Linked DNA regions of Homo sapiens: regions 1 and 3 are each linked to region 2. Evidence: chromatin contacts called from ENCODE Hi-C or POLR2A ChIA-PET data. All regions are on one chromosome and are shown on one strand. Each heading gives the region's core, a stretch centred on a gene start or an enhancer-like site at or near the end of the contact. The rest is flanking DNA. Distances are from core to core; before and after follow the strand shown.

Region 1 (4,388 bases), core at 1,224-3,723, 520 kb after region 2:
TGGATCAGTGCCCCCAGCTCCCAAACTGCCCTGGGACACATCTCTAGTTGCAGTTACGACCCTGAGCTGTGGCCATGTATCCACGGCTCCCCACCAGATGGAGCTCCCTGGCCCTGGGTGTGAATGAGTGAGTGAATGGGTATGAATGAATAAATGAGCAGCTGAGTAGCTGCAGCAGGGAAAAGAAGTCTTTCATTCAACTGATCCCACAATCTAGACCCACCTGGGCATTTCAGCACATGGTGGTGGGCTTGGCAGAAAAACCCACGAGTCCCCAACTCCTAATCCCTGACCTCCCCACCTCTCTCACCAGGCTCTGTGCTTCCTCCCTCTTCCCTCACACCCTCCCACACACCCATCCTCACTCTCTGCCCCCCTCACCCTCACCCTCACCCCTAGATGTGCTAATTTCCCCCTCAGCTTCGGCTGCCTCCACCTGTGTGTGGCTGATAAGCTCACAGACCTCCAGCCTGCCTGCTTCCAGCCAGCCACAGTGTGGCCCTGGGTGCTGAGCCTTACAGGCCCTTCCTCATTAATCCTCATAACAGCCCTATGAGGTGGGGCTACTACCATCTGAAGAAACCAAGGCCCTGGGAATTTCAGTGATGAGTCTGAAACCGTACCTTTAAGTAGTGGGGCACAGATTGAAACCCAGGTGTGCCCGAATCCCAAGCTTATCACACATACAATCGCTAGACCAGACCACGGGCACGTCTCAAGCACTCCAAACTCACAAACCCCATGCCAGACACCGGGAGTGCTGATTTGTTAAAAGGGAGGAGGAAAGAGTGGCTCCTTCCCCTTCAGCCTGCTCATCTTACAGAGGTCACTTTCTTGGCAATGTTACTCCCATCCATGTGCTGCACAGGCCAGAAACCTGGAAATCACCCAGGTCTCTCTCTCTACCTCACTCCCCAAACACATCCACTCTGAAACCAGTTTTGTCCTAAATATCTAAATATCTCTCGGCTCTACCTACTTCTCTGCGTTTCCCATTATCACCACCTGAGTCCTGGCCACCATTATCTCTCACAGTGGCCTCCCAATTTGGTTTCTCCTCCCTCAGTTTCGCCTCTGCACACAGCACAGTCAACAGTGAGTGACAGCTCTAAAACGTAAGTTTGGCGATAGCACTCTCTTACTTGAAATCCCTCAGCAGCTTCAGGATAACTGTCCTCAGGATAACTTCCAGATCTTTTTTTTTTTTTTTTTTTTTTTTTAGACAGAGTCTCACTCTGTCACCTAGGCTGGAGTGCAGTGGCGCCATCTCAGCTCACTGCAACCTCCCTTGCCCGGGTTCAAGCAATTGTCCTGCCTCAGCCTCCCGAGTAGCTGGGACTACAGGCACACACCACCTCACTGGGCTAATTTTTTTTGTATTTTTAGTGGAGATGGGATTTCACCATGTTGGCCAGACTGGTCTCAAACTCCTGACTTCAGGTGATCTACCCGCCTCAGCCTCCCAAAGTGCTGGGATTACAGGCGTGAGCCACCGCGCCCAGCCTGCAGATCCTTTTTTTTTTTTTTTAGACAGGGTCTCGCTCTGCTGCTCAGGTTTAAGTGCAGTGCCGTGATCATAGCTCACTGTAACCTTGAACTCCTGAGTAAGCCCTGCTGCCTCAGCTTCTCGAGTACCTGGAACTATAAGTGTGCACCACCACGCCTGGCTAATTTTTTTTTTTTTTTTTTTTTTTTTTTTTTGAGACAGAGTCTCGCTCTGTCACCCAGGCTGGAGTGCAATGGCACAATCTCGGCTCACTGCAACCTCCGCTTCCCGGGTTGAAGCAATTCTCCTGCCTCAGCCTCTCGAGTAGCTGGGACTACAGGCGCCCACAACCACGCCCGGCTAATTTTTTGTGTTTTTAGTAGAGACGGGTTTTCGCCATGTTGGCCAGGCTGGTCTCAAACTCCTGACCTCAGGTGATCCACCTGCCTCAGCCTCCCAAAGTGCTGGGATTACAGGTGTGGCGTGAGCCACCATGCCTGGCCTTACCAATTATTTAACTTTCCTTGAAGGCCCTACGCTCTCTAGTCAGTACGCCTTTGCACATGCTGTTCCTCTGCCTAGAACACCGTCTTGTCCTCACTTCTATCCCCTTCATCCTGCAGGTCCTTCAGGTCTCAGCTTAGATCTGAAGCAAGCTTCTTGGGGAAGGGTTCTTTGGACGCCCCCTCTCTCCATGGGTTAGTTACCATGGATGTGTGCTTCCATATACTTTTCACATTCTAACCATTAACACACAGCTTTGTAGTCGCCTGTTCCCTTGACTTTCCACCTCACTAGGCAGTATCATCATTAACTTTTGCATTCCTTTAACTGAACAAACGTGTGTTACTTGTTAACTATGTGTCATAGTTACACACATACATACACGATAAAGACCCAGACCCTGCCCTTGAGATGAGTAACTGCGTCTCTTCTCTGGGGTCTCGGCGTCTAACAGCGTCAGGTCCAAAGCGCTTGTTGAACGAATGAACCAAGGAACGAGTGAATGAACGAATGAATGCCCGCGAAGGACGTGGTGCCGCGCGGTCTTCTGGGAATCGTAGTCCCCTGGTTCGGGCCTGTCTTTACGGCGCAGGCGTATTCACATGGAGGCCGTGTTGCTGTTAATGCGCATGTCCCGGAATGCGGCTGGGAGGACTGCGCATGCTCGAAGGGTGGGGGTTGAGGCCGACGGGGCGCCGTACGGCGGAGGCGGGGTTTCAGTGGCTTCTGGTGCTCTAGGGTGAGCTCTGCCCGGCTGCAGGGATGGCGGGGAGGGGTAAGCTCATCGCAGTGATCGGAGACGAGGACACGGTGACTGGTTTCCTGCTGGGCGGCATAGGGGAGCTTAACAAGAACCGCCATCCCAATTTCCTGGTGGTGGAGAAGGATACAACCATCAATGAGATCGAAGACACTTTCCGGTACGGTACCGCGCGAGGCCTGAACGGGCCCTTCTGCTGCTCGGTGGAGTGCGGGGCGAGGCTGGAGGCTGCCCGGACGGGGGTGAGGGGACGATCCTGAAAGTCCTTCCGCCCTTCCGGAGCGGAGGCCTCCGCGCCCCAAGTCCCCGTTTGGGGCTCGGTGGGACAGAAGCTGTATCAGGTCCACGAGCCCCCCCACCTCACATGATCGTGTGTCATGAAAGAAGGGGAACAGAGCTCGTGACAGCCTAGACAGTGGGCTTGGACTTTGTTCTGCTTTCTCCTCCTTTAGAGGCTCACCATCGTCCCGTAAGGCAGGGATGATTTTTGTCCTACTCACAGGTGAGAAAACTAAAGCTCGGAGAGGGTAAGGCACACACTAAAGTTACGAGTCGGCAGAGGCAGAGCTAGAATTTGAACCCAATCTCAACCCTTTCTGCCTCCGGTAAGCCAGGTACACACTCTTGGCAGGTCTCCTCAGGCGGCCTCGGAATTTCCTTGTAGTCTTGAGCACAGTAGGCAGAAATGTCGGGACTGTGAGAGCCTTCTGCTAAGACCTTGCACTCAAGCCCTCACTGCCTGCCTTAGGTCAGAGTGTGGGTGCAGGCATGCTTTTAATCCACCAGGGGTCCTGGTGACTGGAATTAAGGATACCAGCCTCCTATTTTATTCCTCACCCCTTCTCCAGGGCCCCTGTACCAAGTCTCAGGAATAAACCACTCACCTGTTTCCCCCAAACAGTCCAGCCCAGGGCTGCTGGCTGAGACTGGTTCCTGCTGCCTGGTGTATTAGGTAGTCCCTGACCTGGGAGGCTGTTATCTGCCATTCTCTAAGCTGTCTGGTAAAGTGACCCAAGTTATCATGGGAGAAGGACAAATTTTACTTCAAGAATTTTTTATGTTTCCAACCAAAAGGGACCTCAGAGATCAAATCTAACCCAGTGACTGGCAGGGGGTGGGTGCTCAGTAAGTAATTTTTAATCAGTAAATAAACGAATGAGTCTGGGTGCAGTGGCTCACGCCTGTAATCCCAACAGTTTTGGAGGCCGAGGCGGGTGGATCACCTGAGCTCGGGAGTTTGAGACTAGCCTGACCAATATGGTGAAACCCCATTTCTACTAAAAATACAAAAATTAGCCAGGCGTGGTGGCGGGTGCCTGTAATCCCAAGAAATCAGGAGGCTGAGGAAGGAGAATTGTTTGAACCTGGGAGGTGGAGACTGCAGTGAGCCGAGATCCACCACTGCACTCCAGCCTGGGTGACAGAGGGAGACCCTGTCTCAAAAAAATAAAAATAAAATAAACAAATGAATGGGTGGGTGACCACAGGAGAGAAGGAGCACAAGGCCAGGTTCTTTTTGTGCAGAAAGTGTGATTCCTTCATCAAGGTGTCCTCTTCCTAGCTTGTGATCTTAGTTCATGCCAAACTTTCCCTCTGACCCCTCCACCACCCTCATCAGGATAGACCTTGAGGCCTTCA
Region 2 (4,546 bases), core at 1,523-4,022:
TCATATGCTCTGCTTCTCTTTCCACTGCATTTGAATCTCCTTCAGGGTATAAGCCCTTTGACACAGGACACTGATCTACATAAACTGGTTAAAGCAACATAACATCAATTTTTCTCTTCTCTTGAACTCCTTATCATAAAAGCTGCCCACTCACCTTTCAGAAAATGAGCACAAGAAAATTCATAGCCCTTCATGATCAGTACAACCAAAAGTAAAGCAGCTGAAATGTAAAAGAGTTTGACACCCAAATGAAAGGACATACAGTAAATACCACACATTTTACATGTCTGCATAAAGCATGCTCACATACATTTAGAGTCCCTGACAACCCTGTGAAATTATTCCCATCTTAAAGAGGTGAAGTGACATGCACTGCTATTGAGGAAGACTTCATTCCACATACCCTCCCTCCCGTTTCACTGAGTGCAGCACTCTTTCCAGTACATATCAGCTGTCTGGATAGGAAAGTGCATAGTTTTTTAAAAGGAAGTAAGAGATTTTTAAGGATTTAGACCAAGTACACAAGGTGTAAGGTAAGATTGCATGTAGCCTATATTCTGAGGACTCAAAGGAGAACTCCCATTCAATGGCCTATTCTTCCCTGGAATACAACCACCTGGGTACGGAATGCTACTTACACTGGAACCCAGTACATACATATATTCTTTATTTAAAACTTAAAAGTTTTACAAATACTTATCCTTTACCATATATGGACGTACTCCTATACTATTTAATTTTTTAAGAACTCTAGGCCAGGCGTGGTGGCACATGCCTGTAATCCCAGTGCTTTGGGAGGCCAAGGCAGGAGGATCATTTGAAACCAGCCTGGACAACGTAGTGAGACCCTGTCTCTACAAAAAATATTCAAAAATTGGCCAGGCATGGTGAAGCACGTCTGTAGTCATAGCTACTTGGGAGGCTGAAGTAGGAGGATTGCTTGAGCCCAGGAGTTTAAGGTTACATTGAGCTGTGATCGCACCACTGCACTCCAACTGTCAACAGGGTTGACAGAGCAAGACCCTGTTTCTAAAACACAACAAAACAAACTCTAGTCATGACCCACTCAAGACCCACTAATAGGTAATAATCTGCAGTTTAATAAACATTACTGTACAGGACTTTCGGTCCCTATTTTAAGTACATAAGCTTTTGTCCTATTCTCCAACAGTCTATTGGCAACACACCAGCCAGAGAGAGAATCTTTCAAAACGAATGCCAGATCACACTTACTGCTCTCTGCTTAAAATCAGTGGCTTCCTATCTCTGAGTAAAAGCCAAAGTCCTTGCAATGGTCTATAACATCCTACATGAGGCGGGCGGATCACCTGAGGTCTCGAGTTCCAGACAACCCTGGCCAACATAGCGAAACCCCGTCTCTACTAAAAATACAAAAATTAGCCAGGTGTAGTGACACTCGCCTGTAATCCCAGCTACTTGGGAGGCTGAGGCAGGAGAATGGGTTGAACCAGGAGGCAGAGGTTGCAGTGAGCGGAGATCGTGGCACTGCACTCCCGCCTGGGCGACAGAGCAAGACGCAGTCTTTAAAAAAAAAAAAAAATCTTACATGATCTGCTACTCTAGATCTCATCTCCTAATTCTCTTCCCTTTACTCACTTCAATCCAGTCACCCTGTCCTCCTTACTACTCCTCCAATATACCAAAAACACCTCTGTTTCAGTACCTTTGAGCTTGCTGTTTTCTCTTCCTGAATTGTTCTTCCTCCGGAGAGGCATGTGTTCACTCTCTCACCTCAGTCCGTCCTTCTCTGGCCACCCTATCTATATTGCCACTCTTCACCCCCTCTCCCCACTATACACATGCACATAGACTTCCTAACCCCTTTCCCTGGCTTATTTTTCTCCTTAGCATTTGACATCATTTTCACGGTTGGCTTGTTTATTGGCTCGTTTATTGGCTCTCTTCCCCACCTTGAAGACATAAAATCAAAGATTTTTTTGGTTTGGTGTTGTGCACTGCTGCATCCCCAGGACCTACAACACTTCCTGGCACACAGTAGGTATTAAGTATTTGCTGAATAAATGAATGAACAAGTGGATAGCATCCTGGCTAAGATGTCCAGGTCTGAGGATCAAATCGGGGGTCCACTACTTAACAGCCGTACAAACTTAAAGTTACTAAATTCCCCTAAATCCCGGATTCCTGTCTGTAAAATGACATTAAGACTCTCCATCCGGTAAGATTGCTGAGAAAATTAAATGAGATAACCTGTATCAAACTGATCACTGTACCTGCCAATCAGGTGACTCTCAATAAGTCTTACTGATGCTCTAGTTAACTATTTTCATTTTTAGCGCGCATAATCAACAGAAAGCGCTATAGAAACGTAAGGGAATGCTTTGCCCTTCATAAACTGACTCCTATGAACGCATCTAAAGCAGAATCAGTTTGGAAAAGAAACTCAGTTCCCTGTCCCTTCTCTTCGGGGAGGGTAAAGAATGATACGGCTCCCTGAAGTTTGGGAAGGTGCCCTCGATCGCAGGAAACCCCAGCCCTATCCTCGACCGCCCCGCCCCTACCTTTTTCAGTCACCACGAAGCACTGCTTCACCGGCCCCACCTGACTGAACAGTTCCTCCAGCTGCTCACTGCGGGCCGAGGGCGGGAGGCGGCCCACAAATAAGGTCAGGCCGGCCATGAGACCGGGAAACCCAAAGCGCGTGAGGACGCGAGCAAACTAGGCCGGCGCACGCGAGCCGAAACGCTGGCTTTGGTAGGACAACCAAGCTCACACGCCGAGAGATTCCGGAAGTGCTCGTTGCCCAAAAGAGACCGGAGGAAAACATGGTCGGGAGGGGGATAAAAGGTTCCGGAATGAAAAAATAATGGCGCCCCGGGGCGTAGCTTCTGGAGCGGGGCTCCGCCCCCTGCCCTAGCATCGCCCTCGCCACTTTTGTGTAAACTTGGCATCAATAATTTCTACCCTAGTGTTACAGCTTTTTTAGAATTTGCCTAGCAGGCTTTCTGGTTTTTGCCGGAAGGCCTCCAAAAAGTAATTTTTTTTCTTAATATACAAAATAAAAATAAATAATTTCTACCCTGTTTAAAAATCTCACCTCCAGATCCTCCCCAAAGTTAGCAGGACAGGCAGAAGAAGTCGTTTTTGCCCCGGGCGTAACTCAGGATCTGATATACTGTGGGTGTTTGATATTTTCTGAAGTGCCTCCACAAATTCCCAGATTACGTGCATAAAACACAACCGGAACACTAACACGTAGACATAGATATATCATATACATCATTCGGACGATTCTCATTTTCGGAGAACACCAGCTGTCTGTCACCTCAGCCTCACAAACAAATTGTAGCTACTAAAATACACATAGACACAGATAGTACACAATTATTATTTCAATAAATATATACTGAGCTCTAACTATGAGCCAAGCATTAGGGATAAAACTGGTGAGCAAAGAAATGACAGGGTCCCTGCCCTCATAGAGATTACAGTCTAATGGTGGAAACAGATTTTTTTTTTTGACAGGGCCTCACTTTATCAACCAGGCCGGAGTGCACTGGCACGATCTCGGCTTACTGCAGCCTCGACCTCCCAGGTTCAAGCAGTCCTCCTGCCTCAGCCTCCTGAGTAGCTGGAACTACAGGTGCACCACCACACCCGGCTAATTTTTGTATTTTTTGCAGAGACAGGGTTTCACCATGTTGCCCAGGCTGGTCTCAAACTCCTGAGCTCAATTAGCCCCCCTTAGCCTCCTAAAGTGCTAGGATTATAGGTGTGAACCACCACACCTGGCTGGGAAGACTATTAGTCCAAAAATTCTTACAAATAAATCACAGCACACACACTGCAGGACCACATCAAACACACTCAAAGCAAACATAACATCCAACTTATACACAGAGACCTAGAACCCATGTCCTCCTAGAAACAGAAGATCTTTGTCTCAAGTCAGCTCATCAGACAGACCCAAAGCTGAGAGCTCTTAATTGGCTAGGAAATCTGGGTGCTCCTGGTTCTGGAACACAGAGAGTGTTTGCCATGCCACTGGGCTCAGGACCTGAATAGGTGCAAGAGAGCTACACCTTGCAGAACAACTAGCTCAAAAAAAAGTACCCAAGGCCATTTTTTAAATAATTTTTTTTTTAGCAGACTCTTGCTCTGTCACCCAACTTGGGGTGCAGTGGCACCATCATGGCTCACTGCAGCCTTGATCTCCTGGGCTCAAGCAATACTGCCACCTCAGCCTCCTGAGAAGCTAGGACCACAAGTGTGTACCACCATGCCTGGCCAATTTATTTATTTTTTTGTACAGACAGTTCTCCCTGTGTTGCCCAGGCTAGTCTTGAACTCCTGGGATAAACCAATCCTCCCACTACGGCCTCCCAAAGTGTTGGGATTATAGGCGTGAGCCACTGAGCCCAGCCAAATCATTACTTTTAAATGATAGTAACATGGCAGATAGAAAACTCAAAAACTTTACAGTTTTAGTACCTTTTATAAGGCACTATGGTGAAAATTAAGTTTCATGATCTCCTCAAGCCCCATTCACTTTCAATACATTTTGGAT
Region 3 (4,492 bases), core at 438-2,937, 950 kb before region 2:
TTCTCCCAATGAGTTCAACAAACTTTTAAAACCCAAACTAAACTCACTTTTAGACTTTCAGAACTACTTGCTGATTAAAATGCCTAAGAAACTTTTAATTTTTAAAGTTTCAGTGAAACAATTTCACGACAACAAATCTAGTATTCTATGTTTTCCTTTCTCTTCAATTTTAAACATTTACAGACCATAGGAGTATATTAACTGCAGGATGCCTTGAAAAAGAAAGAAAAAAGACTGAGCGACTGATCTTGTGGAAATGATTTAAGGTGACACTTGCAGTACTTTTTTTTAAGGGATCAAGCAGGGGAGACCTCTTGTTTGTACAAGCTTTTAGCTTCATAACTGGCTTATGCTAGGGAATATCATAGCCTGCTTAAGAATGACTACTGGGGCAGGAGGAAAAAAAGCTAGAAAAAAAGAGAAGGCAGAGTGGCTCTGATGGAGGGCAAAGCAACTGCGGACGAAGAGGGGTCTACCTGGTTCACAGCATCCGTGATGATGGTGGTCAGTCTGACAGTATTTGTCCCTTAAAGGCATTTTCAGTGGACTCGACCTACTTTGCTTTCACTGTAAGAAGCTCTTCATTGCGGCGTGGCTGTTGAAAGAAGCACAAACCCGTCACTCGCCCTGAACTTCCTGGGGGGCACTGGCTGCATTTTCCAGATACGTTCCCATCATCAGCTCTCCGCTTTCCCTCCACGGACCCGCACCTCCCTCTCGAAAAGAAAACAGAAAGACGCACAAACCCTCCTGCAGCCCAAACTCCCCACACAGGTTCATCGCCCTACCCGGAAACGCAGCCTCGGGTGCGCAGCGCAGGGCGAAGGCCTGGCCGGCAGCGCGGGCGGCTGCGGCCTCGCCGTCCCGGGCGGGCGCGCGGAAACGGAGCGCAGAGCGCGGCGGGCACCGCCGGGCTCCGGGACTACGGAGGTGCCGCTCCCGCCGGCTGCTGGCCCACGCCGCGCCCTCCCGCTACGCACGTGCGTTGGGGTCTCCCTGGCGGAGACCCCGTCCCCACAACCAAGTGCGCCCAACTTACTCAACTCTTAGGGCGGGCCGGCGGGCGGGCGGAAGGAAGGAAGGCAGGCCGGGCGGCCGCGGGGACAGCCTGGCGTGGGAGGCGGCTGCGGGCCCCACCTGGCGCAGCCTCCGCTGACCACGCGGGGGAACCCGGACTCGGGCCCGACGCGCTCCCAAAGAGTCCCCGCCGGCGCTGACGCGGAAGCGCCACAGCTCACCACGTCCCTCCGCGGGCCGAGACGACTGCGGCGGCGGCTCACGGCGTCCTCCGCGCTGTGTGGCTAGGCGGGAGGCGCGCGGGCGGAGGCAGTTGACAGGAGGAACCGCCCGGCAGCAGCTGCCGCCGCCACCACCGAAGGAGCCGGAACCGGAGCGGGCAGGACCTGAGGCTTCCCTCGCCGGGGCAACGGCTGCCGCCGCAACCCGGGTCCCACCAGCGCCGCTCCACCTGCAACGGTCCCTCAGGCTTTAGGAGAGGGGCGGAGAAAAATGGGGGTCTCCCCCAACCTTGGGCCTTTTCGGTGGTAGTTGTTGTTTCAGGAAACTTTATTAAGTCAGCCTCTCTTTTACTCTGTCGCCCCCTCCTCCGGAGAGCCCGAGCTACCGCCGCGGAGCGCGTAGGAAGGGGGAAGCAGAGACTCTCCGGCAGCGACAGGGAGCGACTGACTGACCCCGGACGGAGATGGGGCGAGGGCAGGAAGTGACAAGCTCACCGAGTGGGTGGGGGGAGTGTGGCCGGCACGCCCGGGAGCGCCGCGCGCATGCGCCCGGCCGGCGCCCCCGCCTGTGGGTAGGCGACGCGCTGTGCCCGCCGCGGCCGGTGGGGAGGGGACCGGGGCCGCCGGCGCGAGGGCCGTGTCCGAGGGGAGGGAACCGGGGCGGGGGACACCAGGGCCGCGGCCGGAGTCTCGGGCCGACCGAGAGCCGAAGCCCAAAGTGAGGTGTGAGGCCCGCGATGCGGCGTGCGCGCCCACGGAGACGGGCTGCTCGGCCACCAAACTGTTGCTCTCGCTGTTCTCTGTTCAGTGGAACTGAAACTCGGGGAGGGTTGGGAGAGGACTTAGGAAGCGGTGGGCAGATGTATGAGCCATAAGTAGTGATGATCCCCAAAAGGCTGTCAGTGCATTGCTAAATGGCAAAAGTTGAACATTTTTTTCCTGCCAACAATTTTCGAAGCATGCCTCCCGGAACTTGGGGATTCTTTTATCAGGCCCAAGGGAGGGAAAGCATCTATTGGTAGCAGATGGGTATTTATCCTGGCAGCTCCGCTTCTCAAACTTGAAAGTGGAGTTGGGTCACGTGGGCTCACGCACTTTCCCTCCTCTTCTGCGCCCCGATCCTGCTTGGAAAATCCTCGAAGATCCCAGTCATCTGTCAAATTCTGCCAACCAAGGGCCGCTTCTTGGGGGCGAGAGAGCCGCCTCCGTTGTTTCCTCCCAGCTCCTGGAACGTAATTCTTGCTCTTGGTGACATCAAGCAAATATGTGTCCACCGCCCGTCAGGAAATTTTAAGAGAATAAAGCCCATTCGCCTTGTCTCCGATCCTCCCCAAGATCCACTGAAAACCTTTCCAGTTGGTCCAACTTAAGCTGCCATTGTGCGGGGTCCTGAAAAAACTGAAGTTCAGTAGATAGACTTTGTTTAGAAGAGAAAAAGTTCAGTTTTCAAAATCCAAAGGAAAGTTTGTAAATTGATACATTTGTTACTTTAAAAATGTTGGGCCAGGCGCAGTGGCTGGTGTTTGTAATCCCAGCACTTCGGGAGGTCAAAGCGGGAGGATCGCTTAAGCCCAGGAGTTAGAGACCAGCCTGGCAACATGGCAAAACGCCCTCTCAACCAAATAAAAAAAAATTAGCCGGGCAGGATGGCGCGTGCCTGTGGTCCCAGCTACGGGAGAGGCGGGGGCGGGGGGCGGGATGGCTTGGGTCCAGGAGGTGAAGCGTTTGCATTAGGTCTCCGGGGATTGCAGCAGCTTGATTCTAGGGGATGACAAGAAAGGGATAGAAACGTGATCTTTAACTAGTCACATAAGTGGTATGATCATATATATCTGTCCCATAGTTAAGAGGCATCACCCAACGTGAAACTAAAATATGAAATGCCACAGTTTATAAATTAATGTAAAATAAGTTATGATACTTCTGTGATAGTGTTTGTTATGCAGCCAATAAAAATCACATTTTATATAAAATTTAGTTGTATGGAATATGCTTAAGCAACAAAAAAGAAGTATTTTGAAATGTGATATTTTAACAGTGGGCTGTAACAGTGCAATTATGAATGATTTTTATTTTATTCTTTTGTATACTTTGCAAAATTTGTAAATTAAGTATATAAAACTTTAATAAGCAGAAAAATTTTGAAACGCAGTAAGAAGGCTGTAATAATATGAAAATGGTATACACTAATAAAGCTCAATGTCACTCCAAAAAATGCAGTGAAAAAAGACTGAAAGAAACATGCAAATATCTACACTGGAGACCTCTGCGTGGTAAAATGTGAGGTAAAATATTTTCTGCATTTTCAGAGGATCTTTTCCTACTTTTATGTAATAAACATATTTATCATAGGCTTAAAAATGAATATGCAAGTCTAAATTGTTCTAACCCTGAAAAAGCTTTGCTTCAGATATATCAGTTGTTTGCTGACCAGGTGTGAGTAAAAAAAAAAAAAAAAAAAAAAAAAAAAAAACACACAAAAGTATGTTTTGTGAGCAAATGTAGTGTTATTTATATTCGAATGCAAAGTGGTCAGTACCAGAGGGTCCTCAAAATTGCTTGCTAACAGAGTAAGTTTAGACAATCTTTGAAAAATTAGAATTAGAGTCAAGATGAAATGTGCATGTCGGTAAAACAAATATTAAACATATCTGTATAAAAACGAAATAATCCAATTGAACCTGGGAGGCGGAGGTTGCAGTGAGCCGAGATCACGCCACTGCACTCTAGCCTGGCAACAGAGTAAGACTCTGTCTCAAAAAAAAAAGAAAGAAAGAAAGAAAAAAGAAAAGAAAGAATCATAAAAATTGAGACCCAGAGAGATTAAGTAATGTGCTAGTCAGTAGGAACTTGGGGTCAGGACCTAGATTACTCCCTACTATAATTAACAGTACTACTATTTGACATGTATTGAGGAGTTAATATTTTTTAAGCTCCATATTAGCTCATTTAATCCTATCAACAATTTAATGAGGTTTTGCTGTCCTTCCATTCTGCAGGTGGGAAAACTGAGGTAAAGAGAGTTTAGATGACTTAACAAGTGATATGGTTTGGCTGTGTCCCCACCCACATCTCATCTTGAATTGTTGTCCCTGTAATCCCCACGTGTTGTGGGAGGGACCCAGTGGGAGGTAATTGAATCATGGGGGTGGTTTCCCTCATGCTGTTCTCCTGATAGTGAATTCTCATGAGATCTGATGGTTTTATAAGCATCTGGCATTTCCCCTGCTGGCACTCATTCTCTCTCCTGCTGC

Evidence for each region. A loop is a pair of places that touch in the nucleus more often than their neighbours do. ChIA-PET counts read pairs that join two places held with the same protein, here RNA polymerase II (POLR2A). Pooled maps may share reads with other maps.
Region 1: a loop to region 2 is called in a map of CD8-positive, alpha-beta T cell, with 4 times the contacts of the local background. The contact joins the promoter of FLNC-AS1 here to the promoter of RBM28 in region 2. A Hi-C loop is called at or near these places in 2 of 168 maps with a recorded cell type or tissue (CD8-positive, alpha-beta T cell and naive thymus-derived CD4-positive, alpha-beta T cell) and 15 of 50 pooled maps. POLR2A ChIA-PET finds 5 or more read pairs at or near these places in 2 of 52 experiments (CD8-positive, alpha-beta memory T cell and T-cell).
Region 3: a map of prostate gland shows a loop between it and region 2 (14-fold over the local background). The contact joins the promoter of ZNF800 here to the promoter of RBM28 in region 2. A Hi-C loop is called at or near these places in 8 of 168 maps with a recorded cell type or tissue (B cell, CD8-positive, alpha-beta T cell, ascending aorta and 3 more), 9 of 37 single-sample maps with no recorded cell type and 21 of 50 pooled maps. POLR2A ChIA-PET finds 5 or more read pairs at or near these places in 1 of 52 experiments (naive thymus-derived CD8-positive, alpha-beta T cell).

Annotation. Positions count from the first base shown.
Region 1 is chr7:128,860,153-128,864,540 of GRCh38, forward strand. FLNC-AS1 (FLNC antisense RNA 1) reads right to left here and starts at 2,474. Exons shown (of 4, transcript NR_149055.1): 1 at 2,373-2,474. ATP6V1F (ATPase H+ transporting V1 subunit F) reads left to right here and starts at 2,704. Exons shown (of 2, transcript NM_004231.4): 1 at 2,704-2,910. The coding sequence starts at 2,753. RefSeq lists enhancers at 2,318-2,427, 2,508-2,997.
Region 2 is chr7:128,341,136-128,345,681 of GRCh38, forward strand. It overlaps RBM28 (RNA binding motif protein 28), which reads right to left and starts at 2,773. Exons shown (of 19, transcript NM_018077.3): 1 at 2,541-2,773. The coding sequence starts at 2,658. It also overlaps the pseudogene RNU7-27P. RefSeq lists an enhancer at 2,714-2,913.
Region 3 is chr7:127,391,021-127,395,512 of GRCh38, forward strand. It overlaps ZNF800 (zinc finger protein 800), which reads right to left and starts at 1,688. Exons shown (of 6, transcript NM_176814.5): 1 at 1,040-1,688; 2 at 477-595. The coding sequence starts at 537. RefSeq lists silencers at 848-1,247, 1,648-2,047 and enhancers at 1,143-1,643, 1,488-1,617, 2,358-2,487.